2 separate regions of the Homo sapiens genome follow, and region 2 is linked to region 1. Evidence: chromatin loops called from intact Hi-C (ENCODE). Cell type or tissue: Panc1. All regions are shown on one strand.

Region 1 (2,500 bases):
ATCTCAAGTACCCAGGGACACAAACACTGCGGAAGGCGGCAGGGTCCTCTGCCTAGGAAAACCAGAGACCTTTGTTCACTTGTTGATCTGCTGACCTTCCCTCCACTATTGTCCTATGACCCTGCCAAATCCCCCTCTGCGAGAAACACCCAAGAATGATCAATTAAAAAAAAAATAATATAATAATAATTCTTGTCCTCTTATTTTACACTCATAATGAGAAATCACAAGTTCTTTCTTGATGATCTGTGCTATAGATTTCTACTCTGTCTCCTCAACTCTGTTGATATTTGGGGAAAATTCTGTTTTTCATAGATTCTTTGAGATGCTGATGGACCAGCTTCAGCATGTTTGAGGTTGTCTGAAATGGAGATCACTGTAAAACTGTCTTTTTCTTTTAAATTACAAGTACACTGGGGTTAACTGTATTGCTGGAAAAACATCAAGAATGACAGTCTTATATTTAAGGCACCAGTCATTGTTTCCATTTTTTTTTTAATTCTTCCCTTGGATTAATATTTTCTACTGAAAAGAAATGAAATCTCAGTTCCACTATGATAAAAGAAACGAATCACCAGTGTCTGTCAGTGCCCCCACTGCTCCTCCTCATACCAGCATTGACACTGGTAGCTGAGGAAGGGGACTGCTCAATTTCTAATGTGATCTATTCAAGAAGCCACATATAAAAAGGCATTGAGGGCTCACTGTCCAGAGAATTGCTTTTGTAAATGCTCCACAACGTATGGGCAAAAGTTTAAGGACTACTGCCTGATGTACCAGGAATCCTGAGTTCTGTGAAAATCTGTTCATTCCAAATCTGTTAAGCATTTCCAAACATCCAGAGAATGGTTTCACTGTTGAGGGTGCATGTGGCAGAATCTGTCTCTCTCTGCACCTGTCTTCTGTTACCATCCCTGGACAGTGACAGATTTTAAGCCAGCCACCAGAATTCTTTTCGAGTTAACCATTTCTTAGTTTCTGTAAATTCATGACTTGTCTTACTGAACTACAGCCTGGTTTGTAGACTTCCAACATCTACACTGCTGCTCTTCACCATTGGAATTCACTGTGGTATTTATAGTATTGGCTTCAGTCCGAGCCACAGGCAATAAAAGGATATCAGCTGTAGTTCTCAGCTACATCATGGTGTATAGATGCTGTTATTCAGGCGAACTTGCTCATGGGTGGACTAACACCTGGTTTGGTACAGAGACTGAGAAGTTTTTCATTCTGGTGTCAAAGTTTTGTTACATTATGGGTGTGAAGGGCATTTGATATATTTTTCTTAACTATGGGGTTTATTTTTCTAAATGTGGGTTGATTGACTGTTAATTGATTCAGGGTACCCTTAAAAGAAAAGAAGTTTTCCCATTGTGAACCTTAAATGATCAGAGAAGTAAGTTCATTGATTAAATTCTCTGTTGGGAGAACAAAACTTTTCTCCCTTGACACTTTATTATCTTTGATTTTTCAAAGGGCCTTGATTGGTGGTTGTGTCTCGGTTAAAATTTATGGGACTTTGCTATGTAGTTGGCATTTATAAAATCTGAAGTATCATAAATAAAGTTATTTATTTAATTATACTACCAGTCTTTTTTACTGGTCTGATTCTTTTGTGCATTCATTAAAGCTGATTGTGTGAGAGTGAACTGGGACACAAGCTAGTCTAGCTCACTGCAGCCAAGCAAACCCTGTTGATGGCTGATGGGCCTTTCCATTAGGGTTTTGCTTATGTGAAGTAATGGAATTATGTTGGTTATTTTCTTTATGAAAATAAACCAGTTCTTCCAAGGAAGTTAAAAGGCTTGGTATGGATGTTGGTGTCAGATAGGTCTGACTAACCTCTCCGTGCTGCAGCCTATACTAAGGTGACCCAGGGCCACATGTAGACAGCTAGGCCAGTGCTTTTTCCTCTTAGGGTTTCTTTGCAGAAAGAAACCTCCAGCAAGGGAAGAGAGGTGTGTGTCCACAGGAAGGGGCTCCGTGGGGATCCCATGAAGGGATTTGAGCTCTTTCAGCTCCATGTCATTTAACTTTTTTGTTTAACCACCTTGGCTTTCTCTCCTTTTTTGCTGTCCTCCTTACGGACCAGTTACCAGATTCAGAGGCTAACAGTTAGTTACTTGTTAATGCTAGTCACAGCCAGGAGGTCAGAAGGAATTTTCTACTTCTGGATCCAAATGTTACCTCTTAGGGGAAGTTATGCCCCCTCAACTATTGTCTTATTATAATGAATCTTTCCTTTTTGGTCCTTTTAAGTAACCACTCAAAACTTTTCATTTCACTGAAAAAATATGAAAAACCATGACAATAGGGCTGGGTGCAGTGGCTCACGCCTGTAATCTTAGCACTTTGGGAGACCAAGGCAGGCGGATCGTTTGAGGCCAGGAGTTTGAGACCAGCCTGGGCAATGTAGCAAGACTCTGTCTCTGCAAAAAAAATTAAAAGATACCTGAGAGCTCACTTTAATATCAAGGTATTTGCATCCATTCCCACCCTG
Region 2 (2,500 bases), 570 kb before region 1:
GCCTGTCTTCAAGCTCACTAATTCTTCTGCTTGATCAATACTGCAACTGAGGGAACATCATACATTCTTCAGTACATTAATTGAATTTTTCAGCTCCAGAATTTCTGCTTGATTTTTAAAAGATATTTCAATCTGTTTGTTAAATTTATCTGATACAATTCTGAATTCCTTCTCTGTGCTATCTTGAATTTCATTGAGCTTCCTCAAAACAGCTATTTTGAATTCTCTGTCTGAAAGGTCAGATATCTCTGTGACTCTGGGATTGGTCACTGTGTTCTCTTACTTTGTTTGATAAGGTCATGATGTTTGTGGATGTTCATTGATGTCTGGGCATTGAAGAGTTAGGTACTTACTGTGGTCTTCACAGTCTGGGCTTGTTTGTACCCATCCTTCTTGGGAATGCTTTCTAAGTATTCAAAGGGAATTGAGTGTTGTGATCTAAGCCTTCAGTCACTGCAGCCATATCTGCATTAGAGGGCACCCCAAACCCACTAACACTGTGAATCTTGAAGCCTTGTAGAGGTACTGCCTTGGTTGTCTTGGGTAAGATCCAGGAGAATTCCCGGGATTACCAGGCAGAGACTCTTGTTCTCTTCCCTTACATCTCCCCAACCCCCTGCCAAAATGGAGTCTGTCTCTCTCTCTGTGCTGAGCTGCCTGGACTTATGGGAAGAGTGACACAAGCCCCGCTGTGGCCACCATCACTGGGACTGTGCCAGGTCCAACCTGAAGCCGGCACAGTACTGAGTCTCACCCAAGGCCTTTGGTAACTATTGTCTGGCTACTGCTGATGTTTATTCAAGGCCCAAGGGCTCTTTAGTCAGCAGCTAGTAAATTCAGCCTGTGTCTTTCCCTTCAGGGCAACGAGTTCCTTTCTGGCCCAGAGTGAGTCTAGAAATGCTGTCCAGGAACTAGAGCCTAGAGTTGATACATTTAGAAATCTACTTGGTGTTTCATTTTACTGTAGCTTAGCAGGCACCCAAGTTGCAAGACAATATGCTTTTTACTCTTCCCTCTTTTTTCTTCAAGCAGAAGGAGTCTTTTCCATGACCACCACAGCTGGGAATGTACTGGGTCATACCTGAAGCCTGCACGGCACTGGGTCTCACCCAAGGCAGTGAGTACTGCCTGGCTACCACTGATGTTTATTCAAGGCCCATGGGCACTTTAGTCATCAGGTGATGAATCCTACTGGGTCCTTTCCTTCAAGAGAGTAGATTCCCTTCTGGCCCAGGATGTGTCTAAAATTGTCATCTGGGAGGCAGGGCCTAGCATGGGGACTCCAGGACTCTGCTTGGTACTTTATTTTACTGTAGCAGAGCTGGTATCCAAGTTGCAAGACAAAGCCCTCTTTACTGTCCTTTCTCCTTTCCTTAATTGGAAGGAGTCTCTGCCGAAGCTACGAGCTGCACTGTCTGGAGTTGGGGGAGGGGTGACACAACCACTCCCTTGGCTGCCCTAGCTGGTGTCTCACTAGGTCATGTACACCCCAAGTCCACTGGCTTTGAGCCCAGTACAGCACCAAGACTTGCCCAGGAACTACAGTCCTTATAGCCTAGATTTCCTTTCAAGTTTATTTAGAACCCCAGAGCACTTTAGCCCTCAGTGGTGGGCTAGCTGGAACTCAGGTACTGACTGCTGGGATGGAAAATTCCCCTCTGGCCAGGGCTGGTCTAAATGCTCCCTCTGTGGGCACCAGCTGAATTCTACCCCATGTTGCTTTCCACTGTGACAGGGCAACACTGCGTGACAATGCAAAATCCCACAGTCACTGTGCTCTCCCTGCCCCAAGCATCATATTCTGTCTCTGTACTGTGAGGCCACTGCTGGGGGATGGAGGAGGGGTGGTATACGCATTTCAAGACTGTCTTTCCTATTCTCAGTGCCTCTTTCCTTGATATGATATTAAAACCAGGTATTGTGATCAGTCACCTGATTTTTGGTTCTTATGAAGGTGCTTTCTTGTGTGGATAGTGGTTCAATGTGGTGTTCCTGTGAGGGGGATGATCACTGGAGGGTTCTGTTAGGCCATCTTGCTCTGCCTCTCTCAAAATTTCATTTTTTGAAATATTTTATTTTAAGTTCTGGGATACATGTGCAGGATGTGCAGGTTTGTTACATAGGTAAACATGTGCCATGGTTGTTTGGTGCACCTATCAACCCGTCACCTAGGTATTAAGCCCCACATGCATTAGCTATTTATCCTGATGCTCTCCTTCCCCTACCCCCAAAATTTCATTTTTTCAATGGGTGAATGATATTTCATTGTACATCTATACCTCATTTTGTTTACCCATTCATCTGTGAATGGATGCTTGAGTTGTTTCCACTTTTACTGATTATGTATACTGCTGCCATGAACACTGATGTGCAAGTATCTGGGCCCCTGCTTTCAATTTTTTTGGATATATACATAGAAGTGGGATTTCTGGGTCATATGTAGTTCTAGGTTTACCTTAAAAAATTAAACTATATTACTATTATTGATTATTATTATTAT

The links. Hi-C counts contacts between places; a loop is a spot of excess contacts. Peaks named below come from ENCODE experiments on the same cell type or tissue, not always from the same donor. Only the 100,000 strongest peaks of a DNase experiment are listed, where the experiment ranks them.
Region 2: a loop joins it to region 1, with 7 times the contacts of the local background. A loop is called at or near these places in 1 of 110 quality-filtered maps.

Annotation. Positions count from the first base shown.
Region 1 is chr17:30,524,050-30,526,549 of GRCh38, forward strand. GOSR1 (golgi SNAP receptor complex member 1) reads left to right here. Exons shown (of 9, transcript NM_001007025.2): 9 at 1-2,500. Among named protein-coding and RNA genes, the nearest start is that of GOSR1, 48 kb to the left of the region's middle. In Panc1, no CTCF peak of the experiment used is centred here; no DNase peak of the experiment used is centred here.
Region 2 is chr17:29,958,372-29,960,871 of GRCh38, forward strand. The region is part of intron 3 of EFCAB5 (EF-hand calcium binding domain 5); the gene reads left to right. Among named protein-coding and RNA genes, the nearest start is that of EFCAB5, 18 kb to the left of the region's middle. In Panc1, no CTCF peak of the experiment used is centred here; a DNase peak (open chromatin) is centred at 1,156.